3 separate regions of the Homo sapiens genome follow, and regions 2 and 3 are each linked to region 1. The links are chromatin loops, found by intact Hi-C in ENCODE. Cell type or tissue: PC-9. All regions are shown on one strand. Each heading gives the region's core, and the rest is flanking DNA. Links, peaks and the distances in the headings are about the cores only. Region 1 has its middle 34 kb from the start of SPATA31C2. Region 2 overlaps LOC105376134 (a long non-coding RNA gene). Region 3 overlaps SPIN1 (spindlin 1).

Region 1 (10,426 bases), core at 1,436-9,435:
GATGAAAAGAGTTCCGATGACTGATGAATGTACTTTACACTACTGAACTGTATGCTTAAAAATGGTTAAGGTGGGGCTGGGCGAGGTAGCTCATGCCTGTAATTCCAGCACTTTGGGAGACCGAGTTGGGCGGATCACCTGAGGTCACGAGTTTGAGACCAGCCTGGCCAACATATCAAAAAATAAAAAAATTAGCCAGGCATGGTGGTGGGCGCCTATAATGCCAGCTACTCAGGAGGCTGAGGCAGGAGAATCGCTTGAACCCAGGAGGCAGAGGTTGCAGTGAGTCGAGATTGTGCCACTGCATTCCAGCCTGGACAACAGAGTAAGACTCTGTCTCAAAAAAAAAAAAAAAGTTAAAGTGGTAAAATTTATGTTATGTATGTTTTACCACAATTTAAAAATTTTTTAAATCTCAGATGGAATCACAAAGCAAAACCTAATGTATATGTAATATGTAAAAGACAGATCTAAAATAAACTAACTGAAACACTAAAATAAAAGATGGGGCTGGACATGGTGGCTATGCTTGTAATCCCAGCACTTTGGGAGGCTGAGGCAAGCCGTTCACTGGAGGTCAGGAGTTTGAGGGGAGCCTGGGTAACATGGCTCATCTCTACTGAAAATACAAAAATTAGCTGGGCATGGTGGCATGCCTGTAATTCCAGCTACTCCAGAGACTGAGGCAGGAGAATCACTTGAACCTGGAAGGTGGAGGTTGCAGTGAGCAGAGATCAAACCACTGCACTCCAGCCTGGGCAGCAGAATGAGACTCCATCTCAAAACAAAAAGCAAAAAAACTAATAAACCTAAAATCAGCTAAAATATATAAAAGAATATTAGAATACCTAGTAAATAAAATTGATAATTTTCTAGGAAAAATAAATGGAAACTATTTAGAAAATATTAACAATTCGAGTATCAAAAAGTAATGAGAGAATGGTTTCAAAAGACTACCCCCATGGGGAGAAAAGAACACAGATGGTTTTACAAATGAAGTCTACAGACCTTTAAGGTTGAGGTAAACCAAAGATATTTAAATGGCTTCCAAAGCACAGGGGGAAAGGGAAACATAAAATTTTTATGTAGTCAGCATAATGCTGACACCAAATTCTGAAGTGGATAGCACTAAGAAATAATCTCATAAGCAATTTGAAGTATAATTACTAATGCAGAAATTCAAAGTAAAATAGTAGGAAATCGAATCCAGCCGCATTTTATATCATGATAAATTGTTTTCATAAGTGGAATACAAGGATGGCTCAATACTGAAAATCTATCAATAAAATTAATCATATTTATAGATAAAATTGGAAAAACATAATCAACTCCATAGATGTTGAAAAAAGATTTGATCAAATTTTGAAATCTATTCCTTAAAACTTCTTAATAAAATGGAAAAATATTTTCCTTATAATTGATGTAAAATCCAATATTATATTTAATGGAGAAGTACTGAAAGGTTACCAATAAGGTAGAAATATGACAAGGATATACACCATTATTTAGTATTGTTCTGGAGACACTAGCTGATAAAATCAGAGGAAGGAAGGGAGGGAAGAAGGTAAAAGAAGAAAACAGAGAAGGACGAATGGAAGGAAATTGAGAAGGTGGTGCAAATATTCTTTTAGTGCTGGAGACACAGTGTATATCAAGGAATCTGAAAGGAATGAACTAGAAAAACACTGGTAAAGAAATTAAGACATTTCAGTAGGGTGGTGGAAATACAATTCATATACAAATATCAAAAGCCTTCCTGTAAAAATATAAATATAGCCCAGATAAAAATTTAGGTGTAAAAAATTAAAATACAGAACATTCAGGGAAAATGATTGTGTTTTAATTTTATAATATCAGTGAGAAAGACTTTCTGATTATAATACAAAGCCTAGAAGTCTAAAAATAAGACACACTTTTTCATAAAATTAAAAAAATGCTGAACACAAAGTTTAAAAGATAAATATAATACGGGAAAATACTGAATGCATGTGACAAAGTATTACTTCCTTAATGTAAGAATAACCTCCAAAAGAGAAATGAAAAGGAAAACCACAGTGAGATCCATCATCTCATCCATTTTATTTTGAAATGTTTAAAAAACTGTTCACACTGTTGGTGGAAGTATGGAGAAACAAGTAATTTCAAATATTTGTTATAGTTTCTATGGAGAGCAATTTGGCAATATCTGTCAAATATTAACATGGATGTGATTTAAGACCCAGAAATTTTGTAACATCTATGCTTTCAGGAGCACAGAGGTGAATATACAGGGGCTCTTAATGCAGCATTATTCATCAGAGCAAAAATGGGTCACAACATAATACTCATCAGCAGAGGAACTTTGAGTAACTTATTGATCCACCAATGAAAAACTATCTATTGATCTTCATCTATCTATTATTGCTATTATTGTTACTCTACTATCATATAATCTTTTTAATCATCTATCTGTCTATCCAATAATAATAAAAATAGTAACAGGCAGCACTTACATACTATTTCCTTTTCTGCAGAGGTAGAAGCTTTCTTGAGAAGTCATTTAGGCTGTGTTCTAGGAGTTGTTCTTAGAAGCCTAACAATTTTTAAATCCCTCCATTAAATCCTTTTCTGTTTAAAATGCCTGGAGCAGTTTTTCTTTGTGCCCTGAACCTTGAAAGATACAACTTTTAAGGGAAAGCAAAAGGTCATTTCTATTGAGTGCTATAATTTATGAACGAAAGACGCTCATATACTGGAATGCACTGTCACTATCTCTGGAAGGATGCAGCAGAAACTTATATCCAAGGTTGCTACTTGAGGGGACGGAGGGGCCTGGACCTGGGGGTAGTAATATTTTCCTTTCACATGGACCCTTTTTTATTTTTAATTTTATAGCATGTATGTACATTACCTATTTAAATAGCTAAATTTGGTAAGGTGACGTATGTAACTGAGCAAACATTTTATAGAAAGTATAAAGCAAAGAAAACATAGCATGAAACAGATAAACAAAGAATCTATTATGAAAAAAAGCATAACCTAAGAAAGCAAATTGTGATCATCATCAGCATCATCCCTGTGAATATGCTGCTCTACAAGAGAACTTTTTTTTTTTTTGAGATGGAGTCTCACTCTGTTGCCCAGGCTGGAGTGCAGTGGCACGATCTTGGCTCACTGCAACCTCCGCCTGCTGGGTTCAAGCGATTCTCCTGCCTCAGCTTCAGCAGCTTGGACTGTAGGTGACCACCACCATACCCCACTAATTTTTGTATTTTTAATAGAGACGAGATTTCTGCCATGTTGAACTCCTAACCTCAGGTGATCCGCCTGCCTTGGCCTCCCAAAGTGTTGGGATTACAGGCATGAGCCACTGTGCCCAGCTACAGGAGAACTGCTGAACTTGAACTGGTAATATAAGTATTAATTTATGATGTATTTTTTTCCTTAAGAAACAAAAATAACTCAACTTAGGTCCTGTTTCTGTCTGCTGATAAATAGAGAACCACTGACCAACCCTGAAGCTAGAAGCAGCCCTTGCCCCAGACTGTGGTCTCTGTGGCCATTGCTCACTTGAATGAACAAGGGCTCCTTGGAAAGATGGCTGATTCCTGGTCAGGGGCAGAAATGACCTGAAACATCTAGCCAACCACATAACAAAGAAGTAAAGTGGCATCCGAAGGCCTCAGGAGCCAACCTAAAAACCTCCCACTGATAAATGGTGGAACAATTTGATGCTCAATAATCACAATTGATTGAAGCACATCAAATATGTTTAAACATATTGGTTTATAATAATACTAAATACATAATAATATTAAATACACCCAACTCCTTTCCCTCTCAAGGAAAAAAAGATAAAGAAAGTACATTGGCTCCTTGGTCACATCTGGAGGATGCTAATGGGGGAATAAATAAGATTTTCAAGCTCTCTTCTCATCTTTCCTTTACAAATTGAAGTAGATAAGGAAAAGTTAGTGTTTCAGATAATTGAAGAGAAAGGCTGATACAATTATAATACCACTATTTTGCAATTTCTACTGAATTAACAGATATAAGCTCTGTGCATCACTGGCTGCTGACATCACTAAAAGAGACAGCCTGGCTGGGCCTGGTGGCTCATGCCTGTAATCCCAGCACTTTGGGAGGCCAAAGTGAAAGGATTCCTTGAGCCTAGGAGTTTGAGACAAGCCTGAGCAATGTAGTGAGACCTTGTCTCTACTGGAAATAAAAAAATAGCCAGCCGTGATGTGCACGCCTATAGTTTCAGCTACTAGAGAGGCTGAGGTGGGAGGATCACTTGAGCCTCAGAGTTTGAGGCTGCAGTGAGCTGTGATTGCACCAGTGCACTCCAGCCTGGGCAACAGAGCAAGGCCCTGTCTCAAAAAAAAAAAAAAAAAAAAAAGAGAGAGAGACAATATTGCCAGACAATAAAAGTCTTCTGATGGAAGAGAGCAGCATCTGTGAGGTGGGACTCCCAAATAACCACACTTGAATCCAATCAAGTTCCTAGTAACAATATTAATCTAGCAGAAATATGAGGAGGAGCAAAGGGAAACATTAAACATGATCAAGAGACAAATCTCACTTTTTAATGTTAATGTAAATATTAATGTAAATCCTTAATATTAATAAATAGAGCTTATTAAGTGCATTATAAAATCATAAACCTCAGACAAGTTTAAGGTCATCTCAGTCACCATGAAGATGGTGTAATATCAGGAAATCAACCAGTATAATTAATCATATTAAAAATCGATTAAAAAAAACTGTATGATCACATAAAAATTCATGCTTAGGCTGGGCGTGGTGGTTCACCCTGTAATCCTAGCACTTTGGGAGGCTGAGGAGGGTGGATCGCCTGAGGTCAGGGGTTCAGGACCAGCCTAGCCAACATGACGAAACCCCGTCTCTACTAGAAATACAAAAATTAGCCAGATGTGGTGGCACATACCTGTAATCCAAGCTACTCGGGAGGCTGAAGCAGGAGAATCCCTTGAACCCAGGAGGTGGTGGTTGCAGTGAGCCGAGATCACGCCACTGCACTCCAGCCTGGGCAACAGAGTGAGACTCTGTCTCAAAACAAACAAAAAAACAAACAAAGCCTCATGCTTGATTAAAGCCATAAGTATAATAGAAACAAAAATATTTCAATAATTCAATAAGACGTGTGTGTGTGTGTGTGTGTATGTATCACTTAGTGATAAAATATGCCATTAAAATCAGGCATATGTGGTTGTGTGTTATCTCCATTACTTAGTTGTATTCTCATTATTAAATTGTTTTGCCTGTTATTAGACAAAATAAAGAAGGTATAAATATAGGACAGAAGGAGGCAAATTATCATTTTTAGATGATATATGCCTGGAAAATCTAAAAGAATCAAAATTTTATCATAAGGAAAAAAGAACTCAGCGAGATGGCTGGAGAATCATCATCATCATAATGACAGCTCACTCTCTCCAGGCATTGTGCTGAGTGTTTCTCACACATGAGCTAGTTTCATTCTCATAACAATCCTGAGAGGCACACATTACTGTTATCCCCATTGTAAAGATGAGGGAACTGAGGCACAAAGAAGCTAGTAATTTGTCCAGGTCAAAAGCTGGTAAGTGGTAGGGCCAATATCCAGAAGCAACGGTGCTCAGAATTTCATATAATAACCACTTTTTTAAATTTCCCATTGATAATAACAACCTAATTAAAAATATGTAGAAATACACATAGCAAGAAATGAAGACCACCTGTATGATTAAAACTTTAAAAGACAAAAATATAAAATGAAAAACTAAAAAAGATGAACAGCAGAGTTGCTGAATTCCTGGTAAACGCTCACCTTCTTGGTTGTCTAGACCAGCGATTTCCAAACCCATGGAGGGAGCCATCAGACCTACCATTTGGATTCAGAGTTTATGCCCCCTTGTCACAAGGGGGCGGCAGGGGCATCTGAGAAATAAGCAGAAATTCCATAATGAGAGCGCCCCCTACACTCAATTATTACTCATGAACTTCTGCCCACATCCAATTAAGTGAATTTATAGGTGTTATTATTAAGTTGAAAGTCTTTTAATTGAGAAGTATCGTAATTATACAGGGAACAACCAAGAAAGTCTTTGGCATTCATGGTAATTTATAGATCATCTCATAATAAAATATTTAAACCAGAGTTTTTAACTTAAACATTACAACCAAAGTGTGCTAATGTTGTTAAACTTTTCTATAAATAGAAATGTCTTAGTAATTTGTTGCCTGGAATATATTTTCAAAAAATGAACAGACGGCCAGGCATGGTGGCTCACGCCTGTTATCCCAGCACTTTGGGAGGCCGAGGCAGGAGGATCACGAGGTCTGGAGACCGAGACCATCCTGGCTAACACGGTGAAACCCCGTCTCTACTAAAAATACAGAAAATTAGCCGGGCGTGATGGCAGGTGCCTGTAGTCCCAGCTACTCAGGAGACTGAGGCAGGAGAATGGCGTGAACCCGGGAGGCAGAGTTTGCAGTGAGCCGAGATCGCACCACTGCACTCCAGTCTGGGCAACAGAGCGAGACTCCGTCTCAACAACAACAACAACAACGAAAAAAGAACAGACAAAAATCTACTCTTTCAAGGCAAATTTTAGATTCTAACAAGGAGAAAAAAATGAACTTTTTTGAAAGAGAGATGAGAAAATTCTGTCATTGTGAAATTTCTTATAACACACTTAAAAATTGAGGAATAGAGTTTTTTTAATGTTTTGAAATCTTCCCAATGAAGAACCCACTTCATAAAACATAAAAAGTAAAACCTCTTCTAATCGATTTGCACGGCCGCCTGAACTGCATCAGGAAAGATGAGCCTGATTCCCTTCAGATCTCTGCAAAGCCAGCAGGTGGACCTGGACTCTGGGATGCACAGCTGGCAAGGGCAGCACAGCCACAGGCTTCTGTCTGGATTCTTGTGTTTCAAAGAAGCCTTTGCAACAGTGATGGAGATAGAAACCAGGCATCAAAATAAACGGAATCTAGAGCCAGAACTTCACAAAAGAATTTGTATCAAAAGATTCAAGCTCAATTTTTCAAAAATAACAATACACATCCAATCACATTACTGTATTAGAATAATGTTTTCTAGTGAAAGTAAAATAAGTTTTTATATCATTAGATATAATGCATTTTTAAATAATGCTTATTTCATCTCCAATTTATCCCTTTTAATTTCTATTTTTGCATATGTTATAATGAACACAGTGTTATAATGTAATGGTATACTTAAAATATTTTAAGGATATATATATATAAACCCATGATAAATATAAACAAACATACTGGGTGCATACTAGCCTATTTAAGAAACTGTTTAGGGCACATGTTAGAATCTGGAGACATCTATGTTGACTTTCCTTACTTAATAATTGATGATCAAATAATCTCCTTTGGCTGCACAGCAGCCAGAAGATTGATTGTTCATAAGTCTTCCCCTGCTGAGACTTTTAAGTGTTACTTGCTGGTTCAGTTGATAAAAACAAAGTAGGCATTTTGCTCACACACACAAACACACACACACACACACACAAAGTCAACATAATCTTTGCTGAGACATTTGCATTTGATAATTTAAAAAATCAAACTAATCTAATCTCAGTTTTCCCAACTAAGATTCTTCTTTTCAATTCTGCATTTATGGGTTATAAAACCAATTTCTTGATAGTTTATTTTTCTGAAAATAATTGGATTCCTATACATGGCCATCTGACATTAGATATTATTATTATTGTTGTTGTTGACATTTTGCCTCTTTGCCTTTGCAGTAGGTCACTAAAGAAGCAGTTCCTTGAAAAACTGAATTTCTATTGTCTCTGTCAGAAAAAAATCATTCATTAGCAGGAGAAGAACAGCAAGAGATCAATCACATAATCTGTAAGTACTTTCTGGAAAGAAACAGTTTAATTTATGGTTCTCAACCTCAGTGACACGCTGCAATCACCAGGGCTCTTTAAAACATCCTGATCCCCTGCTTTCCCTCCAATCCCAGGGGTCTGAGGACATTGGTTTGGACATCGGGGGTTTTCAAAGCTCCCCCAGTTAAATAAATGGGAACAATAGCCTGAGAACCTGTTGACACAACTGTAATCATGGTAGCAAAGGTATTGATGGCTGAAGGGGAAACTGCACCTGTCTGCGTGGGAACAGTCACTGTGGGAGCAGAGGGTCCCACCCACTGCCAATGGCCCCATCTGCCTGGCACCTCTCACTACAAGCATCAGTTTAACTTTGTTCCTACCATGTTTTTCAGTTGTATTTTAAAAATCTTGATTCTAAGTTCTTCCCAGGGTTTAAAACCATTGTTCAGGGTTTGTTTTTTAATGAAATATCATGAAATGCTTTCATGATGTTCCAAAGTCATAAAAAAGGGAACTGTGTGTTAGATACGTACAGATCCTTGTTAATAGAAAAAGAACAAAAGATCTATTGCCTTCATCTTCCTAAAAATAGTAAGCAGTTAAGGCTTTGGAAATGCAGATGGAAATGAGAAAGAAAACATGTGGCTAATGAACACAGGTGCTTTGAATCACTTTAATTTTGGAACAGAATTGAACAGAGGAAGGGGATGCAAAAAAGAATCAGGATCTTGACAAGCTGTGTGATTTATCCACTTTCATGTTTTTAGCTAATAAAGCAAACAATTTAGAAAACTGTCACATTCTTGGAGTCTTATAACTTGGACATTCTTTTAAATTGGATGTCTAGTGAGAAGGTCTAGCATGGCGGATGCTGCGGCTACTGGTCCAGGAAGCACATTTTGAGAACCACTCAGCTAGAAGATTATTGCATTCATCCAGGTGAGAGAAGATGAATCTGAAATAAGGCAATGGTGAAAGAGGCAGGACAAATCTGAGAAATATTTAGGAGTATTATTACAATTCTCCAAAGAAACAGAACAAATAGAATGTGTGTGTGTGTGTGTGTGTGTGTGTAGAGATTTATTATGAGGAATTGGCTCACAGGATTATGGAGGCTGAGAAGACTCATGGTCTACTGCCTGCAAGCTGGAGACTCAGGAAAGTTGATGGTGTACTTCAAAGGCCTGAGGGCGTGAAAGCCAGTGATGTAGATTCGTAGATTCCAGTCTAAGTTTGAGGGCCTGAGAACCTGGAGCACTGAAGGCAGGAAAAAATCAATGGCCCAGCTTCAACAGCCAGGCAGAGTGAATTCAACCCTCTTCCACCTTTTTTGTTCTATTTAGGCCTTCAACAGATTGGACGCTGCCCACCCACATCGGGGAGGGCCACCTGCTTTTCTCAGTCCACGAATTCAAATGCTGCTGTCTTCCAGAAACACCTTCACAGACACATCCATTATATATTAAATACAATGTGTTGCTAAATATCTGGGCATCCTGTGGCCCAATCAAGTTGACACACAGAATTCACCACTACAGGAGTCAGGGTTAAAATGATTGGATGATTATCTTGAGATCAGCGGGTCAGCTCCCAGGTTTTGAAATTGAGTGACACGGTAGGAAATGCCCAAACCAGGTATCTCAGGAAACACAGGATAAGTTTGATGAAGAGAAGACAGAGCTTCTGCTTTGGGCACATAAAGTTAAGATGCAAATCGTGGTTTGGGTTTTTATTGTAGAAACCCAGGCAGCAGTTTGGAAGATTGGTCTGGAGTACTAAAGAGAGATTTATCTAGAGAGAGACTTGACAGTCATTGGCATTTGGGCTGGGTGAATCCACAGATCCTTTAAGGAGAACGATGTGAGAGACTGGGAGAAGGAGAGAAATCTGAACATTCAAGTCACTGAGAACGAAGTGGCAGTGGAGAGAAGAGCAGCAATCACAGAAATGGAGCAATGAGGAAGGAAGGAGGGGATGGCATCTGTGCCAAAAGTCAGCGGGAGGGCATGCAGGAGAAGGATGGGAAGTGTCTACAACTCTCATGATTCTGGGTAAAACTGGAGTCCTGTGTTCTAGTAGTCTCAATAGAGGGAAGAAGGTGGAAGCTAGATTTTAAATGGGGTTGAGCCAGAAGGGAAGTTAGGAGGGAAATGAAACTATTTTTAGAAATTTGGCTATGAAGAAGACTTGAGGTGGATAGCTCTCTATCTTTTAAGGTGAAAATCATGCAATTTTGTTTATATCTCGAGAGAAAGAGGCTGTGAGTGTTGCTGGAGGGCTCGGGAAGGTCTCTGGATGCCAGTGAGACCCCAGCCCCAGCCGGTTTTCCAGGTTCTTGACAGCATCACAAGAACGAATTCAGGGGGGAGTCGAGTCAGAATGAAGCGCAAGGCGAGAAGCTTCCATTGCAAAGCGAAAGTGTGCTCTTGAGAGGAGCGTAGCCATGCCCGTGAGAACAAGTCAGGCACAACGGAGGCTGGGTTTCTTATTTTAGGGATGTTTCTTTCTCTTTCTTTCTTTCTATTTCTTTCTTTCTTTCTTTCTTTCTTTCTTTCTTTCTTTCTTTC
Region 2 (10,426 bases), core at 1,816-9,815, 360 kb after region 1:
GTTTCTCATCATCCAAATGCAGGTGGCTTGAGGCCTCCAGGTTTGGTCTAAGGTGAAGTCACGTGTTCTCAGGTGAGCCTCTAAGACCCTGGGCATTTGCACATGATAAAAATGGCCCAGGAAGGAGCCCAGGGAGTCCTGTATCCCTAATGACCTTTCGTGTGGCATGGAGGCATCTTAGCCATGGTACCCTCCACCCCAGGGGCTGGCCTTTAAGAATTCATCAAACCTCTCTCTCTTTCTCTTTTTTTTCTTATTTTTTTTTGAGAAGGAGTCTTGCTCTGTCGCCCAGGCTGGAGTGCAATGGCACGATCTCGGCTCACTGCAACCTCCGCCTCTCGGGTTCCAGTGATTCTCCTGCCTCAGCCTCCTGAGTAGCTGAGATTACAGGTGCCTGCCACCATGCCCAGCTAATTTTTGTATTTTTACTAGAGATGGGTTTTCACCATGTTGGCCAGGCTAGTCTCGATCTCCTGACCTCAGGTGATCCGCCCGCCTCAGCGTCCCAAAGTGCTGGGATTATAGGCATGAGCCACCACGCCCTGCCCAAATCTCTTAAAAGCAAGTAACTGGCCAGGAGTGGGGGAGGGAGGGGACATGGACAAACATTCTGATAAAATGATAAAACAATGACAGGTCTCAAAAGTTGAATACTATTGGGTTATACTCAGGGGATACAAATTCAAAGGAAAAAGTTCCAAGTCAAAAGCTGTGTGGGTCAATGGAGTCCCCCACCTCACCCTGACATGAACAGCTATTTCCTGTTGACACAATTTTTGTACAGCTCCTTCTTTCTTCAAATTTCCCCTCGGCCGGGCACAGTGGCTCACGCCTGTAATCCCAGCACTTTAGGAGGCTGAGGCAGGTGGATCACGAGGTCAGGAGATTGAGACCCCGGTGAAACCCCGTCTCTACTAAAAAAAATACAAAAAATTAGCCGGGCGCGGTGGTGGGCGCCTGTAGTCCCAGATACTCGGAAGGGTGAGGGAGGAGAATGGCGTGAACCCAGGAGGCGGAGCTTGCGGTGAGCCAAGATCGCGCCACTGCACTCCAGCCTGGGCGACAGAGCGAGAGTCCGTCTCAAAAAAAAAAAATTTCCCCTCACATGAAATGAGGTCTTTGGAGATGACTTAAATTGGAGAAATAATACATTTTATGAGGATGTGATAGGACTTGGGGCATGAACATCCCCTCTGGGTCAGCAGTCAGGTGTTTCGGCTCCAAGCAACAGAAAGTCTTTCTCAGAGGGGACAGGGGATGGCGGGGGGTCGGGGGGCGGTGTATATAGGTTCTTTTAAAAAGGTCCAAGAGCAGGTTTGGCTCTAGAAACGAAATAGGCATAACCCAAGGGTGGGGCCCTGCCCTGCACTCTGCAAGCCACCACCCTGGCCATTCCCACTGAGTGACCTCTTCCCTGTTACAGGGGGAGAGAAGCCTCTCATGGACTGAGCCCATGACTGTGCCAGGCTGCGACTGCAGAGTGAGGGAGGAGCAAAGGAGGCTTCCACGAGCGGGCAAGACCTAGCCCCGAGTCCTAGAGGGGCCATTCATGGGGTTTGGAAGCTGGGACACACATGCATATATATACACTCATATAACCCTTATGCACATGTACATACACACACAACACTCATATACACACCACCACACACACACTTACGTACAGATGCATGCTACGTTAAAGACTGAATTTTCTTCTTTTTTGTTTTTGTAGAGATGGGGCGGTCTTGCTATGTTGCCCAGGCTGGTCTCGAACTCCTGGGCTTAAGTGATCCTCCTGCCTTGATCTAACAAATTGCTGAGATTTGGGCATGAGCCGCTGCACCTGGACTGAATTTTCAACCGTGGGTTAGGACTATAGGGTTTTTGTGATTTTCTGACTTGGCGATGGTAGTTCTCTGGTCAGGCTTAACAGATAACTGAATGGTGTCTATATCAAGGGTTTTGTTCTGAAATGAAAAGGCCTTCGGGCTAGGGGGCTTGCTGCTGTCATCATTAGGAGTAGCTGGCGTGGTTAGTTTTGGGGAGTGTGATGAAGTGACGGTGACTGTTGGAAATATCTGTAGGATGCTGCTGGAAAAATGCTGGAAAAGCAGAACAAAACAGAACACCAAAAACAAAAGCCCTGGGCATCTGGTAAACATGTTTTCAAAAATACAAGCTATAGAAATGTGTTCTATGTCATAGCGAAGCATCTTTCAGGTGCCTCTTTTTTTTTTTTTTTGCGATGGAGTCTTGCTCTGTCACCAGGCTAGAATGCAGTAGTGCAATCTTGGCTCACTGCAACCTCTGCCTCCCGGGTTCAAGCGATTCTTCTGCCTCAGCCTCCCAAGTAGCTGGGATTGCAGGTGCACACCACCATGCCCAGCTAATTTTTGTATTTTTAGTAGAGACGAGGTTTCACCATGTTGGCCAGGATGGTCTCAATCTCCTGACCTTGTGATCCACCTGCCTTGGCCTCCCAAAGTGCTGGGATTATAGGCATGAGCCACCGCGCCCAGGCAGAGAGTGGGTGATTTTAATGTGACAAGTTATGTTTGCAGAGCAGACAGTCATGGCTTGTTCCCTCTGCATTTCCACCCTTCCTTGTGTTACCAAGAGTCCTGCCAATTGAACCTCTTGTCCCCATACAGTCTGTTCTGTCGTGCCCTACCTGGGCCGTGGGGTTTATCTCCTAGGAAACCCCCATAGGGGTTTGACCAGCTCCTGCTTCCTGGGCAACAGTGTGCCCAGCCCTAGAACTTGACAGTGGGGTCGGCTGTCTGCACCCAGTGACAGCCACCCTCATGGTGGCCCAACTGAGAAGCTCACTCTTCCCTCTCCCAACCTGCTGTGGCCCCGCTCCTGCCACCTCTTTCAAGGACCAGCCTCCTTACAAAGTCTTTCCCAGTCCTGCCCCTTGAAGAAACTCTCCTTCCTCCACACCTCTATTATGGGTTGTGCATCCCCCACAAAGATGAGCCATTCTGAAGTCCTAACTCTCAGGACCTCAAAATGTGACCTTATTTGGAAACAGGATCCTTGCAGATGTAATAGTTAAAGTTAGGTCACATTGGAGCAGGGTGGGCCGCTGACCCAATGTGACTGTGTTCTTATAAAAAGGAGACCGGTGAAGACCTAGGATTGGAGTGACACAGCCACAAGCCAAGGAACTCCAAAGATTGCTGCAGCCACCAGAAGCCAGGAAGAGGCAAGCAAGGACTTCCTAAGGTTTCAGAGGGAGCACGGCCCTGCACCACGCTGATGTCAGACTTCTGGCCTCTGGAACTATGAGATAGCCCATTTCTGTTGTTTGGAGCCACCCAGGTTGTCTTTGTTACAGCAGCCCTGAGGAACTAACCCAACCTCCATCCAGGAATGGATTGTATTTCCTGCTGCCAATGCTGGAGCAGGGTGGCTTCGTGGCCATGCAGCCCCTCAGAGGCACAGGGCCCTGCACTTGGGGTTTAGTGCTCTGTGATTGCTGTCTTGACATTCTTAATTATTTTATCAGGCTGGGCACGGTGGCTCATGCCTCTAATCCCAGCACTTTAGGAGGCCGAGGGGGGCGGATCACTTGAGGTCAGGAGTTTGAGACCAGCCTGGCCAGCATGGAGAAACCCCATCTCTACTAAAAATACAAAAAATTAGCCAGGTGTGGTGGTGGACACCTGTAGCCCCAGCTGTTTGGGAGGCTGAGGCAGGAGAATCACTTGAACCTGGAAGGTGGAAGTTGCAGTGAGCCAAGATTGCGCCACTGCACTCTAGCCTGGGTGACAGAGTGAGACTCTTGTCTCCAAAACAAAACAAAACAAAACAAAACAAAAAAAACTTTATTTTATCTTTGAATTTGTGTGGTGTAAGTGAGGCCTCATTGGACAGTGGAGCATACGTGAGCACTTGGAGCCTGCCTCATGTGTGCTCCCATCTGCTGCTGGTCCGCCACCTCTCCCAGGCACATTATTGACTGCTCGTCTCCCTCCCTTTGGTGTCCTGGGCCCCACATGGCCTCCCCATCCCCACCCTCACCCAGCAACCGCTGGTGCCCTCCATGGTCTGCGGGAACCTGAGTGTGTATGTGTGGAGGGGTGTGGGGTTGACATCAGATGCTTTTACTACACTACCCGTGGCATCTCAGGGTGGGCGTGGCCATGCAAGCAGCTGGTGGACTGTGTACCCACCAAGTCACTCGGCAGGGCCCCTGGGCAAGTGTGACAGTTGACACTCACCCTGTCCCAAGAAAGCATGATATTCAGTAGCAAATAAAAACACCATGATAGGTCAAAAGAGAGACCATGGAAGAAAGGGAAAAGCTTTCGTTTATTTTAGTTCCTTTGCTGGCCCATTCTTTTCCTGCTTTTTGAACAAGGGGCTCTGCATTTTTATTTTGCACTGGGCCTTTCAAATTTTGTGGCTGGCCCTGGTTGGGAGCTGCAAAGTGATGCTCCAACTTAGAAACGAGACACGGGATCCATCAGCTATGATACAAGATGAATTCCTGGTGGATTGGAACTCGGGCAAGCAGCCTCATGAAGAAACAAGGTATGCATGATGCTATTAGCAGGCAAGGGCCCTGGTCAGCTGAGACGGTCCTGCTTCCTCTGGATAGGGTATCCTGGCCACTGGAATATTTAAAACTAGGAAATTCAGAAAGTTATATTTGCACACTGGGATGTCTAATTTGTTTGTTATGCTGATCAGTGCAAAAAATCTTTTCCATAATTGTATTTGAATATTCATAAGTGTTGCTAGAAGAAAAAGTCAATTTCATGTCAAACCACCAAGGATCACATTTTCTTCACATGCTGCTCTTTTGCCAGGGAGAAGTGATTCAATGTATGTTGACAAAAAGCAGGACTGAGAAGAGCAGAACTGGTCCAAGAACTTATGAAATACCCACATTCAGGGAGACTTTCTCTAAGGAGAAACATCCCTCTTCAGAAGTCTGGGGAGCTTGCATACTGAGTAGAAAGGCAGAGCCGTACCTCCCTGGAGAGTCTCTGAAGACCTCATCTGCCCAGCCATCCAGCGTGAGCTCTGGAAACCTTCTGCCTTTTAGTCTATGTCAAGACTAGAAGCCAAGCAAGGTGTCACAGCCCTTCATAACTGTTAATGAGAAATAGAACTGAACACTATCCAAGGCAAAAAGACAGACTCTGTTGAGCACTACTGCAAAAGGAAAGCGCCGAGCACAATTCCCAACACAAGGACAAGTGGGGATTTACAGCCCAGGAACAGGGTGGAGGTGGGGGGTTGGCAGATGGAAAACAGAGGGGACCTTGACGGTAGGGGGGTATCTTGCTAAACTAACTTAACAGGACACCTGCTGCAGGCAGGCCAGGATGATTGGATACTAAAGGCAGAAGAGGACTTAACAGGATTCTTTGCTAAGACTGGCTCAGGCAGGCTGAGCACGGGGTCCAAGGATGAGGCCTAGCTGAAAAAAGTGCCGGAGGAGTCTGTCTGAAGTTGGTCAAGCAGTGAGTTATTATCGTGCTCTCGGGAGGAAATGCAGAAAGGACTACCCTTAAATCAGGGGCAGCGGGGAGGGGAGAGGGGCTCAGGGAGGGAGGGCAGGCCTGAGGGTGCCTTCACTGGGGTCTCTCCGGCCAGCATCTGGAGTGGGACTCACTGCCCAGTTTCCCTGTGGTTGTCCAAGGCAAGTAAAGCTGCTTACAGATGCCCACACTCATGTCACCTTTAGATGCCCTGGAAGGAAGTTTGGTATGAAAGTGGCTTTGCATATCCCAGCTAGGAAAGTAGGGGCCACCTAATCCTGTTTCCAGGACTGCATTTGTGAGTGTTCCTGTGTGTGTTGTGCAGAGAGAAACATGAAGGAGAACTTGGCTCCAGCAGCGGTGGGAGAATGCAGGGCTTCATGCTGCATCCTGTGGCACCTGCAGCCCACTCCCTCCCCAGGGAGAGGTCAGGGGGACAGCATTTGGAGGCAAATGACACAAGCTTTCTGCAATAGGAAGGGGTTTGGGAAAGTCCATTTGAAGACTGGCTGCCCCGGAAGAGTCAGCAATGACCCTTGAGAATGCCCTTTACTGAGTGAGCCAGGCTGAGCTGTTCTGGAGTCTCTGGTGCACGCATCTGACGAAGACCCCTCTTCCTTGCTGTCTACACACAGCCGCTCAGAGCAGGCAGTCCAAGGAGAATCTGGGATGGGGGTGGCTGACTCTGTTCCCCCATGATCACACCTCCCTGGAGGGCTTACTCGCTTCACCCAGGTCCCTGATGTAAACTAAATATAAAATCCTAACCCTCTACTCATTGAACAGACCCCCTGTTGGCCAAGAGGATCCCAGAAAAAAGTTAAAAACGAAATTCCTGGCCACAATGGGAAGGGAGGTTGGACTCATGCCTTGTTACATGCCCTCCCTTTTGGAGTTTAGGCAGAACTGACCAGCATAAATGTTAAAATACAGATCATAAGACTAACAAAACAGACTCTTTGTGACAATAAGGTAGCAAATGATAAATAGGACCTAAGTCCATGTCAGGCAAGGATTAAGTCACACACCCCATGGGTCACTCTGACCCAGTGGTTTGGTTAACAGACTTCCTTAACTGAAAACATTCCTTTCTGCTGATTCAAAATTTTTAGACAAAGTTTTACTCTTTTAACCAATTGCAAATTGAAGACTCTGGAGTGACCTATGACCAGGAAGCCCCCACTTTAACATATTCTGCCTTTCTGGGCCAAATCAATGTCTAATCTTCATGTATTGATTTATGACTTTTTCATAACTTCTGCTTCCCTGAAATGTGTAAAACAGAGTTGCGATCTAACTGCCCTGAGACCACTGACTCAAGGCTTTTTCAGTTTATGTCTTTCCCTGGGCTGTTGTCACTCATACTAGCTCAGAATAAACCTCTTTCAAATAGTTTACAGAGTTTGGTTTTTCCATTAACACTGAGTGGGCTGCTCTCCCCAGCAATGGAAATGCAGTGCCCCTTGTTCAACAAGCAGGAAAGGAAAGTGCCAGCAAAGGCACTAATATGCAAAAGCTTTTCTCTTTCTAGCATGGTCTTTTATTTGCCATTGAATGTCATACTTTCTTGGGCACAGGGTGAATGTCAACTTTCACCCTTGTCTGGGGGCCCTGCAGGCCACCAGCTATTCCTATGCCGTACCTACCCTGAGACCTTGTGGGGCAAAGGCATCGGACGTCAGTCTTCCCCCCACCACCTGGGCCCCCAGTGACCACAGAGGACACTAGCGGTTCCTGGGTGGAGGTGGAGATGGGGAGTCCAGGTGTGGCCCAGGACACCAAAAGGAGGAGAGGATTGAGCAGTCAAGAACCTATCTTGGGCTGGGCACAGTGGCTCACTCTTGTAATCCCAGCACTTTGAGAGGCCAAGGCAGGCGGATTACCTGAGGTCAGGAGTTCAAGTCCAGCCTGGCCAACATGGTGAAACCGTGTCTACTAAAAATACAAAAATTAGTTGGGCGTGGTGGCAGGTGTCTGTAATCCCACCTACTCGGGACGCTGAGGCAGGGAGAATTGCTTGAAGCCAGGAAGCGGAGGTTGCAGTGAGCTGAGATCACAGCACTGCACTCTAGCCTGGGTGACAGAGTGGGACTCAGTCTCAAAATAATAATAATAAGAAGAAGAACCTGTCTTGGGGAGGTAGGGAGGCAGTGGCAGGTGGGAGCACACATGAGCTAGGGTCCAAACACTCACATATGTGCCACTGTCCAAGACCTCTCATATACCACACAAATTCAAAGATAAATTAAGAATTTTGGCTGGGTGCGGTGGCTCACGCCTGTAATCCCAGCACTTTGGGAGGCTGAGGCGGGCGGATCACGAGGTCAGGAGTTAGGGACCAGCTTGGTCAATATGGTGAAACCCCGTCTCTACTAAAAATAAAAAAATTAGCCAGGCGTGGTGGCGTGCACCTGTAGTCCCAGCTACACGGGAGGCTGAGGCAGAAGAATCACTTGAACCTGGGAGGTGGAGGTTGCAGTGAGCTGAGATCACGCCATTGCACTCCAGCCTGGGCCACAGAGCGAGACTCCATCCAAAAAAAAAAAAAAAATCACCAGGCTGGGCAACAGAGGGAGACCCCATCTCTAAAAAATAATAATAATAATAATAAAAACAATTAGCCTTGCATAGTGGCATGTGGCTATAGTCCTAGCTACTCAGGAGGCTGAGGCGGGAGGATCCCTGGAGCCCAGGAGTTGGAAGCTGCAGTGAGCTATGATCCCACTACTGCACTCCAGCCTGGGTAAGAGAGTGAGATTCAGTTTCTAAACAAAAAACAAAACAACAAAGACTGCAACCGCAGAACACTGAGCCCCAAGTGAGTGCAGGGCCCTGTGCCTCTGAGGGTCTGCATGCCTAGGAAGCCGCCCTGCCCCCGACATCGGCAGCAGGAAGTGCGATCCATTCCTGGATGGAGGTTGGGTGAGTTCCCCAGGGCAGGCAGTATTAATGCGAATGACCGTTAATTTTCTCGGGAGGGTGGCACCGTCAACTAATTAGGAATGCTGTCTACTTTGGCTCATTGTGTGTTCAAGGATAAGATGACAAAACAAAATAGTCTGGATGATTTTGAGAGCTTAGCTGCATTTCATTCCTCTTACCTCTGAGTTTTAACGTAAGTCAGGGGCCTCCTCATGCAAGATTTATACTGCTCACAGTTCCTCTCAATTTTTTCCTCCGATTTGTCTATCCATTTTCCCCAGAGGACAGTGAATCGGGGCTCTTGACAGCCTGCTTCACCTAAGAGCGCCAATCAATCCTCCCGCAGGGTTTCCACTGAGCTTTGGCTGCTAAGTACATTTACGCAACCGAGCCGACGGGCTGTGCCTGCAGGCAACGGCGTCCGCCAATTTCCGTTCATTTAACGGCGAGACTGGGGGAGCCCGGGCCGGCAGGCGGGTCCTCAGGAAGCGCAAATTTCACCTTCCCTGACTCCTCTCACCGCTAGATTAAAACTGCGCCCCTCGGTGGCTCAAGCCTGTAATTCCAGCACTTTGGGAGGCAGAGGTGGGTAGATCACCTGAAGTCAGGAGTTTGAGACCAGCCTGGCTAACATGATGAAACCCCGTCTCTACTAAAAATACAAAAATTAGCTGGGCGTGGTGGCACGCGCCAGTAATCCCAGCTACTCAGGAGGCTGAGGCGGGAGAATTGCTTGAACCCGGGAGGCGGAGGTTGCAGTGAGCCGAGATCACGCCATTGCACTCCAGCCTGGGCAACAAGAGCGAGACTCCATCTCAACCAACCAACCAAACCAAACCAAAATAAAACAAAACAAAAACCTGCGCCCCTCCTCATGGCTCTTCTTTTGGCATAGCACCTGCAAAATATCTTCCTTATTTATTGTTTGTGCCCGTTAGAACATAAGCTCCAGGCAGGCACAGGAGCAGGACTCAGGGGTCGGTGAACGTGACGGGAGTCCAAAGTCAGTGGGGGATCCATCTTGTCTTAGGAGAGCAAAGACCTTCTCTCTGTCCTCCCCAGTTCCATAGCTGGCTCTATGAAATTAACTGCCAACGGGCAGATGAACGGGGGGAACGGGAATACACATTTATTAATCTTTAATATCACCTGCATGGGGGCATTGCAGGAAACTAGGTGAAAACCCCCCAAACCAGTGAGCTTTGAGAGCTTCTAAAATTGGGGAACTGGAAGCTGGTGTAGGCCACTTAGGGGAGAGTAACTGATTTTTAGGAAAGATGCATAAGTCTTTATGAGTTTGTGACAAAGTTTGTCTAGGTGTGGTGTGGACTTCTGCTGTGATAAGAGTCCATCCTCCCGGGAGGGAATTTACGACAATCAGTTTCTTTTGGAGGTTCCGTCTTTAGACAGGTAAGGGGAGAACGTCTCTCTGCATTTGCTATTTTTCAAGTGCCTCTCGCTCAAAATAATCAATATACCAAAGCGGCATATTTTAGGATGGCATATTTTGGTTTCATTCACTGTCTTTAAGTTTTTGATATTTTGTTCATTATAAACTTTTTTTGCATTCATTTTGACTTTTTAAGATATTGTATTAAAACATTATTTACCTTGACTACTGAGTTTTTTTGTCGCGCCCTTAAATTTTGCCCCTATGCGAGTGCCTCGCTCGCTTGCCTCCTTCTAGCCCGGGTCTGGCAGGGAGTTGAAATTATTTTTCTCACTGCTGAATTCCCAGGGCCTACAACAGTGCTCGCCAAAAAATTAATACTCTTGGTTCTTCAAATAAAACATTCTGTAAGGACTGCTCCCAATTTCTTCCTGAACTTCACGAACCCTCCCAGCCAGGCCACAGGATGTCAGGGGCAAACACCCTGAACCAACGGAGCTCAGGTTCCCTACCACCCCGCCCAAGCCCGCTCCAAGCCCAATTACCCTTCCCCTTCCTCGTCGTCCCATCCTCCCTGATGCCTCTTCCAGGGTGCTGGGCCGCGCGGCAAGAGCTCCAAGGCAAGATTCAAATGCCC
Region 3 (10,426 bases), core at 1,088-9,087, 310 kb after region 1:
CCAAGTGTGGTGGAGGGCGCCTGTAGTCCCAGCTACTCGGGAGGCTGAAGCAGAAGAATCACTTGAACCCGGGAGGCAGAAGTTGCAGCGAGTCGAGATTGCACCACTGCACTCCAGCCTGGGCGAGAAGAGCAAGACTCCGTCTCAAAAAGAAAAAAAAAATTGTGTACATTTGTTATAAAGGGGTAATGCAACTTACATACTCAGGAATTTGTCATGAGAACATTTCTTTAAAAAGCATTTCTCCAACCTGTATGAGGTGACTTGAACATTTTTTTATAGATAAATAGAGCAAGTCCTGTTAACCTAATCATAGGAAATGCAAGGGCGTCTGCAATTCTGCATCGCTTTTCCTAGCCATTTTTTGATCTTCCCTCTCCTTTAATTCTCCAAACTTGTGTGTGTGTGTGTGTGCACGCGCTATGGAAGCTTATTACCTTTAGAAACAGTGGTGATGCTCTGATCTAATGATTTCTGAAAGGGTCCTGGTCGCGTACCCGCTCTGATGGTAAAACAGGCCTCTACATGACTCCCTTGGTTAGCTGAGTTACTATAAAATTCACGTGCGATTGTGTATTTGTAATTCTTTTGTAAACGTGCCACAAAAATATGGCAGTATGATGATACTGCTTAAGGGAAGAGAATTTTTAAAGAAAAGAGTTCAGCTTATATTTCTTTATTTCTTTTAAAAGAATTGATTATGCTCAGATGTTTTATTTTTATTTCTTGTGACTCTTAGTACCAGAGATCACAGTAGCAGTTTTTGGATTGTCATTCAGTGAGAGAATTTATTGTAACCGAAGAGGCAGACTACTATTAATACATGTACATTATATGGTCTACACCAGGATACCTGTGAGAGTAAAATGACATTACTACCAATTGTGCCAGGATAACATGGACTGTCTTATGTAGCTGGATCCTCTGGTTGCCCTACCTGAAGGCCACCTGCTACTACGAGGAAAAGAGCTTCGAGTTTTTCAGAACCCATGCAGAGTTTCTTAAAATAGAATTATAATTGCCTAGCAAACCCCCTCTCTTTTTTTTCTTTTACTTTGTTTTTTTGTTGTTGGTGGTGATGGTTTGCTGTTTCTGTGTGTTTTCTTAGAGGCTAGAGGCAGTACATTAATCTTGGGGACCTTTTAAACAGTACAGATGCCTGTGCCATCCTCAGAGATTCCCTTGTAGTTGTCCTGGGCTGAAGTTCATTCAGCACCAATTTTTAAAGCATGGAAAGCTTAAATTTTGGAACTGAGTTAGGAAGATGATGTGAAATGCAGTGAAGTTGAGGGGGAAGAAGCTTTAAGGATTCACAGAGTAAAACCAATGGTACTTAGGCATTTTAAATGTGTGCCATATTCTCAGTAATCCCTGTAGGAATTGTCTGCTTTCAAATTATATTTCAAAGCCACTCAAACTTATTTTCATTTAAGTGCAGCTACAGATTAAACATGGGCCAAAGAAATTTTTGGTTATGATTTTCAAAATTGTTCATATATCTAGATGGAGGTCGGCAAACTATGAAAAAAAGTTTTATTATTGGAACACAGCCACATCTGTTTATATACATATCATCAGTGGCTGCTTTTGTGCTACAGTGGCAGAGTTCAGCAGTTGGGACAGAGACCATATGACCCTAAGCCTGAAATATTTACTGTCTTGTCTTTTACGAAAACGTTTGCTGACTCCTGGTCTAGATAATCATGAATTCAGGCTATTAAAATTTTTTTTAAGTTATGAAAATAAATATGTGAGTTGATTTATATCTAAAAATTGACTTAGAAATTTTCTCTCTCTCTCTTTTTTTTTTTTTTTTTTTTTTTAATATAGATGATTCACCTCCAGCAGAAAGGGAACCAGGAGAAGTTGTGGACAGCCTGGTAGGCAAACAAGTGGAATATGCCAAAGAAGATGGCTCGAAAAGGACTGGCATGGTCATTCATCAAGTAGAAGCCAAGCCCTCCGTCTATTTCATCAAGTTTGATGATGATTTCCATATTTATGTCTACGATTTGGTGAAAACATCCTAGATGTCATCACAAACTCTGCCAAATTTGTGGAACTATGAAATGTATTATTTGTAGACATAAAGACTTGATTGCTTTCCAGTTTAATGAAAGCTTAAATGTCCCTGCGAACCCACAATCTCTGCCAGCAGAACTGGTTTTGTTCTGAATAGTACAGATTGATGTGAACACAAAGCATTTTGTGTAAGGAGAACCCCTTTCTTTTAAAAGAAGTCTGTCTATTTCGAGGGGAGTTACAGGCAAGTTTGGTAAAAGTTAAGCTAGTATCATAGTCATTTAAAATTGTAATAGATCTTAACCATTTTCCCCCTCACCCTAACTCTCTTATTCTGCCGCCACAATGCAAGCATAGTTTGATGTTTTCGTTATTGCCTTTTTTGAGATGTATGTATCTGTATCTACCTATATCTATATGTGTGTATACATATATAATATATACACACAGATACAAGTGTACACACACACACCACACACCACACACACCCCACTGGCAGTCTTTGTGGATTAGGATGGGGGTGACATAATTTTCTTGAGTTTAACAGGAGTGCTTTACCCAAGTCAGTCATGGATATGATATCACTGCTCTTTATTTAAAAGTAAACTTTGGGCACAGGAACCATATGGGAACATTCAGCTTGTTTAAAAAAAAAAAATCAGAAGTTCAGAGCACCTTTTCAATCTGGAGCCCTTAAACCATAAGTCCAAATATGAATTATTTGTGAACAGTTAATGACCCATATTAGAATTTTACAATCTGGTGAACAATCTGGGTAAAAGGCTACCTTTAATTCTAAGCTTCATTTTTTTTTGGGGGGGGGTTACATTTTAATCATAAATTCTTTTTTGCAAAGCCCAGGTTCTTGTTCCACACAGTGTAATGTAGGTGTATTTTGGACAGCACATATGGTCCATTGTGTACAAGTCAGTAATCTGGATTTCAGTACATGGATTTAAAAGGCAACAATCCATCACTGGTTTGTGTGTTTTTGGTTAAGTTTCTGGAAGAATACAATGCTTTTATATTGGAAGTATAAGTTTTGAGTGGCATTGTTGCCTTCTAACAAGCTCTCTGGGACTTTTAAAGTTTTATTACTATTATTGCTAATGTATGATTATGGTCAGAGACTTTCAACCCACCCCTTCCTGCCTACCCCTGGCTTTTCCTCACAAAGAATGTCTAGACAAACAGCAGCTTAGTCTCCTGACACCTCTTGTGGGGTGCATGTTCCTGCTCCAGGTATGCTGTTCATGTGGATTCATTCCATTCAGTGGCCCCTTGGGGTTTGCATGCCAGTGAAGCGTTACCATAGAAGAGCCAGCCGTTTGTGTTCGCTTGGTAGGTGTAAGTAATAGCAGCCCTTAGCCACGGAGTCTTTATGTGGTTTATTCCTGCAAGGTTGTTTTAAACTGAAATAGAACTGCTAGTGTGATTGGTTGATCAGCAAAACAGCTGCTCTCATTTTGTTTTGGAGGAACCCTGGTGGTTTGACAGCCAGGAGAAAGGCCATATGTGAAACCAGTCTCTTGTGGAGATTGGAAATCCTCCCTGATATTTGGGCAGAGCCTAAACGTGCATGCTTGTCACTCAAACACCAGAAGTTTGAATCAGAGGTCTGAGTGACCTCTTTTGTGGCTGTTCTTGATGGTTTCCAGGCCTCGTTATGCATGGTTTGCTTGATGCCCATTTTTTGTGCCTTGTGCTGTTGGATGGTAACGACCACTCACCATGTAAACACAGTACCTCAGTTTTCTGTCCACAGCTGCAGTCGCTCTGTCCCTCGTGCTTCACTGTGGGCAGCCAGGGACAAGCTTCTGAAAGCAGTGTGATACCCAAGTCATAGGTGCTTCTCGTATGTGAACAGGTGTCATTCTACAGATCTGTTATGTGTTTTCCTGTTGACTCTTAAGAGTCCCTGCATGTAAATCTCAAAGCTGAGCCTGGCTCCCAGAGTCCAGACTGACATTACAGCGCAAGAGTTTGCAAGTGTGTCCAGCATGCACCAACTGTGCAGAACTTGGCTCGGTAACTTTGCGTGGAAAAATAAAGTACATTTTGAAGTATCTTGAGGGTTGGGTCAATTGAGACATTTCTAGCATTACTTAATGACTTGCATTGTGGTTTTTCTGCAAGCAACTTTAATGACTTTTTTTATACCACATGGTCTCCCAGTTTCTAGATGAATGCAACATGATGATGGTGATGATGACGATGAGTTTAATCATTGTTCATTTATTGCCTTTAGGGCTGAGGGAAAGGGAAGGTTTGTTTTTTTTTCTCCCCATTTTCCCCCATTCTGTCTTTCTTTTGGTGACTTACACCACATGTAATGACGCTATGACTAATTCTGCTCCCAAGCCCTTGTATCTTGGGCTTCATTTTAGGCTCATGTGTCAGATCTGCATGCATTGCTTGCATTTTTCTGGTATCTGAATGTTGGTTCCTTGTTCCAGGAATTCAACATTAATTTCCAAAAGTATCATGGGACTTGTGACAATACAAGACATGAATCTATGTATAAAATTTATCGGCCTTTCTCATTTACCTGCTCTAGTATTATTGTATTGTGTGTGCGTGCGTGTGTGATGTCAGGCTGCCACGTAAAACTTCAGAGAAAAATCTTAAAAGCAGACCATCCTTTTTTGCATGCTCTATTCTAAGTAGAATGTTCAATGTAACTGACTAAAATTGCATGTTAAAGATATTTAGGTTTTTTTGTTTTCTTTATTTTTATTTGTTTTCAGTTTCCTGTATATTTGCTTACTGTGCCGTTTTAGTGGTTTTAGGATAAAAATGCACTGGTGAAGCAAATGTAGTGCCAACAGAAGGTGATTTTCCAGTTGTAAATGTCATGCAGCATTTGAAGGGACTGTGTTTTCTTAAAAAAAAATCACAGTTACTTCTAAACCAGATTTCATTTCTTTTATTGTTTTATGTGCCAAACCACGAAGTGCATTGGGCTTCAATCTCTGAACACTGTAGACCCATTAGAAGACTGTTCCGATTGTTACAAATTGTAGTGCCTGAAAACACTCTTAAGCTGATTGTCTTAACAAAATGAAAGTTCTCCAAAGACAAAACAGAACAATTATTATAACAAAATAATTATGGTTGAAATGTCTGTGGTTCCTTGGAAATGCTGCGCTCTTTGTGTTTTTCCATCATTAGTGCAGTTGGAATGAATGTGTATAGGTCAGAGGTCTTCGTGTTCACATTTTAAAATTAGGTAAATGACCTCATCTTTCAAGCTTGAATTCATTTTTAATTTTAATTTTATTTTATACAATGTGTAGACAGTTCCCTGTTCTCTGCATTTAGAAGTATACACAATATAAATCTGTTAATTCTGTAAGTAATTTTTATAATTATGATGTAACTCTATCTTATCCTTAAAACATTTAAAATAAACCCTTTATGTGCAACTCCTGACTGTAAAGTTTGTGCTGATGAGCAACATGTGATGTGTTAAACTTGATTCTGAAAAGTTTTTTGGGCCAAGTAACCTTTTCACCACATGTAAATGTCAGATATGCATAGAAAGAAATAGAATTTTTATTTGATAACATTCAATAATACCTGAAAGAAGAGGAGGCAGTCATCAATATCACACATATATTAAATATTGAAGTTTGCAATTTGACATTGAGAAAGTTTAACTTACAAGATCTTAAACTTAAAAAAATTCTTTTAAATATAATTAAATAATGGGTATTTTATACTTTTCACAAGTATTCTTGCTTTGAATATTTCTTATAATGCTTTTACTCATAAATAATAAACAATGGGATTCTATAGTGAAAAATCACTATTTCTCAATGCTAGGATACAAAAAAATGAAAGTAATATAGGCTGGTGCAAAGTAATAGCAGTTTTGCCACTGCTTTTATGGCAAAAAATGCAATTACTTTTTCACCAACCTAATATTAACACCTATGTATGTTTTATCTTTCTTGATTATTTTAATCAGTGAGGTAAAAAGTGGAATTTATGGCATGCTTTAATAAGATTTTTTTTTTTAATGTTTCCCAGTTCATTTTGGCCTAAGGATCTCATGCTTAAGTCTGGGATATTTACCTGCCTTTGGGAGAATGGTTGATACTTGGTGAGGGATGAATGCAAACTTGGGCTTTGGGACGCTGGGCTTCTAGGTTTGTGTCAGTGCAGTGCCTGTGCTCCAAGTCCATGGAGGTTACTGAGGTGGACTGAAGGCAGGGTCTACTCCGGCTTAGGTGGAAGAAGGCTGCAGTTCAAGGAGGAAATGAGCCATTGGGAAGCACAGGTGCCTCTCTTGAGTCTGGGTTTTCTGACCTTCCTTGCTGAAGGTAGATTATTCGTTGTCTGTGTTATCTGTCATGGGTACAGCTCTGTAAATATTGCCCCAAAAGTATAACAATGCAAGTTTAGTCTGAAGTTTGAAACTTGATAACTAGTATTTGTAAACTAATGAATCAACTCTCCTATTTAAAGCAGTCATCACTCTGTTGGAGAATTTTTGTTTTTTCTCTTGGTACAATTAAACTCTGTGATGACAAAAGCATTTGGTACTAATAAAGCATTCATAAATGCTTAATAAGTACCTTGCCAAGCACTTTCCACACTATTTTGTTTAGTTCTTAATGGTCTTTTGAGGAAGAGGCAGAGATTGAGTATCTCACGCAGGATTATAGGGGAATGAAGACTCGGATCTCTATTTTGTGCCCAGACTCTGAGCTGCTTTATGAACACCTCAATTAAATTACTTCATTGGAGTGATTTGAGTAATCTATCTATAGTGTAATATTTTCTATGAATAATTTTCTGTAACCTTATTTCATAAGTTAATATCTAAAAAGTGTTTATTTCCAAATTGCCAAATAAAAGGTTTTATATTAGTCATTAGAATGTAGGCATCTGTGTCTCTGTATGCTAAGAATTATAACCCAAAATTATTTTTGTGCTTAAAAAATAAATGATGTCTCCACGATGGCACGCATATACTTATGTAACAAACCTGCACATTCTGCACATGTATCCCGGAACTTAAAAAAATTTTTTTTCCATAACTAAAAAAATAAAAATAATGATGTCTTTTTTGGAGAGAAAGTATGCTGAAGAAATTTTAATAACTTTTCATCACAAGAATATAGATACTTTATTTTAACTTTTAAATCTATTCATTTGCTTATTTATTTTGAGACTGGGTTATGAGACTGGCTAATTTTTGTATTTTTGGTAGAGACAGGGTTTCAACCATGTTGCCAAGGCTGGTCTCGAACTCCTGGGCTCAAGCCATCCACCCTTCTCAGCCTCCCAAAGTGCTGAGATTATAGGCGTGAGTCACGGCACCCAGCCAGATAACTATATTTTAAAGACACTTTGAATATATCATGAAAGTAATATCTTCATAAACCTAATTTTTTTAACCATACAGGAGACTTAAAAAGCCTAGATTTCTTTTGCTCATAACCTACAATCTTATGTTTAATTTTTATAGTAATGAGTTTGTTCTGTGTCATATACTGGTAAGTTTTAGGCAGCATGTGGAGTTGAGAGAATTCATTGAGTCTTTAAGTTACTTCTCCAGCCATTCCTAGAGTCTTCGTCTGCCCTTATGATTAGTTTTGGTAAACCAAGTAGCAGACGGTTTTTTAATAATGTCATGGCACATAAGTTTGCCTAAACATGACATTGGCATTCTTTCTGCTTAATTTTCAAGTGAGGGCCCTGGACCAAGTGGTGCGTCGGCCCCTGTCAGCTCTGAGGTGACACACAAGTGCGGGGCCTTGCTGTGCATTTGTTTTTTTACGTTGACTGTTCAGTGAGAGAGGAGGCTTACTCCTGGCTCTGCTTTTACCATCCTCTTTCTCATTATTTTCAGTGTATGCTTTCTGGAGGGAAAGTTAAGAGCTTTATATACCACACAAACTACCTAAAATCCTTAATAGGGTAAGCAGATTATACATAACTTTAAAATTGTCTGTTTCTATGTTGGAATTACTGAAGCAGATTATAATGTGAAAGGACAGAAAGCCTTTTAAAAACCTTTATGTTGGGCTGGGCGCGGTGGCTCATGCCTATTGTAATCTCAGGACTTTGGGAGGCCAAGGTGGATGGATCACAAGGTCAGGAGTTCGAGACCAGCCTGGCCAAAATTGTGAAACCCCATCTCTACTAAAAATACAAAAAAATTAGCCGGGTATGGTGGCGCACGCCTGTGATCCCAGCTACTCAGGAGGCTGAGGCAGAAGAATAGCTTGAACCCCGGAGGCAGAGGTTGCAATGAGTTGACATCGTGCCACTGCACTCCAGCCTGGACGACAGAGTCTGTACAAGACTCTGTCTCAAAAAAAAAAAAAAAAAAAAAAAAAAAACCTTGATGTTAACATAAGTAACAGTTGTTAACAACCCAGGGTTGAGTGGCAGCATTGTGAATTGTCTTCAGATACAGATCGTGAAAATAACTCTAAAGCTTTTTCCTCGAACTTGTCTTTCTGTGGCTTTGTAAAAAATTGGATAGCTGCTTTCCTTGGTCTTCCCTGCACCTGCACACCGTGTATACAAGTGTGAGCCTCTGGTCTTCTCATAGAAAAGTCTGATGACTGTTAGAGAAATGACATCAGCAGTAGGTCTTTTTCCTAAAGTCAGTCTTTATCCTGTAGTGTGTTTACTCTTTGTTTTATTTATTGGGGACCTGGTTTTAACAAAATGTTACTTCCAGTTTTTCTGTAATAACTATGGTAAAGTAGCTTTAACCACTAGATTAAAGTAGCCACTAGATTCTTAATTTAATCTAAATCTGATGGATGCTACTAAGGACAAAACTGGTCATTTTCAGAGCAGTCCTGTAGGGGAGAGCAGTGTGTCAAAGACAAGTAAGCACAGTGCAGGCCTATGCCTGGCACAGGGCTTGCCGCTGTTCTGCCGGCCTGTCATCATTGGGTGTCACTTAAGGCCTTACAATGTTTTGCTTTGTTTTTTTCTTTCTTTCTTTCTTTCTTTTTTTTTCCATAGAAGGCGTCTCACTGTGTTTCTCAGACTCATCCTAAACTTCTGGACTCAAGTGTTCCTCCCGCCTCAGCCTCCCAAAGTGCTGGGATTACAGGTGTGAGTAACCATGCCCGGCTGGCTTTATTTTTGATGTTTGAGATTACGCTTTCAGTTCCACACAGTCGATTTTGCTTGTTATATAATGTTCGTTTTTAGGAAGATTTTAGTTGTTACATTTTTTTAACAACACTAGCATCTTCCAGCGTATATAAAAATTGTAATAAGCAGTGTTAAGTTTCACATTTTCTACTTTATTGTGATTGAGAAGACTATACATCTAACTTTTATGAATAAAGTGACACATCTGTGTGTGTTTGTTTTTTCTTGAGATGGAGTCTCGCTCTGTCACCCATGCTGGAGTGCAGTGGTGTGATCTCGGCTCACTGCAGTCTCCACCTCCTCGGTTCAAGCTATTTTCCTGCTTCAGCCTCTCGAGTAGCTGGGATTACAAGTGCTTGCCATCACACCCGGCTAATTTTTGTATTTTTAATAGAAACAGGGTTTCACCATGTTGGCCAGGCTGGTCTCAAATTCCTGACCTCAGGTGATCCACCTGCCTTGGCCTCCCAAAGTGCAGTGGGCATGAGCCACTGCGCCCAGTTCGAAGGGAGAAATCTGTGTTTTAAGTTTGCTTTTGCATTGTCTTAGTGTTCATGAACACTAAATTGTCTTCTTAGTTCATTTGTGAAACATGGTGCTGGAGTTTGCAGTCTAAGCTCATGGCTAGATGAGTAGTGACTTAAACAGCAGGTCTGCTTTCAGAATGTATTCCTGCAGAGAGTTAAGCTGCATTCTTTTAAAACGGACAGTTGTGCCCAGTAAAGTTTATCTGTTGAATACTACAGAAAAGTAACCATCATTGTATTTGTTTCTACCTTTAGGCCTTAGATACGTGATGTATTTAATCAGTCTTTTTCTTTCAAATATAACCTGAAATAGTTGGTCTTTGGAAAAGTTTAAAAAGTTGATTGTGTTTCTAAAGGGAGAAATTTCCAGATGTTAAAATTCACCTTGAATTTTTGGACATTCCGGCCTGGTGCGGTGGCTCACACCTGTAATCCCAGCACTTTGGGAGTCCCAGGCGGGCGGATTACTGAGGTCAGGAGTTTGAGACCAGCCTGGCCAACATGGTGAAACCCCGTCTCTACTAAATATACAAAAAAAATAGCCAGATGTGGTGGCACACACCTGTAATCCCAGCTACTCGGGAGGCTGAGGCAGGAGAATTGCTTGAGCCCGGGAGATGGAGGTTGCAGTGAGCTGAGATCACACCACTGCACTCCAGCCTGGCCAACAGAGCAAGGCTCTGTCTCAAAAAAAAAAAAAAAAAGATTTTTTTGACATTGCATCACTAATTCAGTTTCTGGTATGGATT

What was found. Hi-C counts contacts between places; a loop is a spot of excess contacts. Peaks named below come from ENCODE experiments on the same cell type or tissue, not always from the same donor. Only the 100,000 strongest peaks of a DNase experiment are listed, where the experiment ranks them.
Region 2: it touches region 1 in a loop (6-fold over the local background); 2 of 110 quality-filtered maps call a loop at or near these places.
Region 3: a loop joins it to region 1, with 4 times the contacts of the local background. A loop is called at or near these places in 4 of 110 quality-filtered maps.

Annotation. Positions count from the first base shown.
Region 1 is chr9:88,167,666-88,178,091 of GRCh38, forward strand. No RefSeq gene overlaps it. Among named protein-coding and RNA genes, the nearest start is that of SPATA31C2, 34 kb to the left of the region's middle. In PC-9, for the core only: CTCF peaks have their summits at 5,931 (motif pointing right) and 6,135; a DNase peak (open chromatin) is centred at 5,916.
Region 2 is chr9:88,523,680-88,534,105 of GRCh38, forward strand. It overlaps LOC105376134 (a long non-coding RNA gene), which reads right to left. Exons shown (of 2, transcript XR_007061653.1): 1 at 10,335-10,426; 2 at 4,281-5,085. Among named protein-coding and RNA genes, the nearest start is that of NXNL2, 6.3 kb to the right of the region's middle. In PC-9, for the core only: no CTCF peak of the experiment used is centred there; a DNase peak (open chromatin) is centred at 6,582; H3K27ac peaks cover 1,180 bases.
Region 3 is chr9:88,473,248-88,483,673 of GRCh38, forward strand. SPIN1 (spindlin 1) reads left to right here. Exons shown (of 6, transcript NM_006717.3): 6 at 1,831-5,447. The coding sequence ends at 2,030. Among named protein-coding and RNA genes, the nearest start is that of NXNL2, 57 kb to the right of the region's middle. In PC-9, for the core only: no CTCF peak of the experiment used is centred there; a DNase peak (open chromatin) is centred at 4,294; H3K27ac peaks cover 467 bases.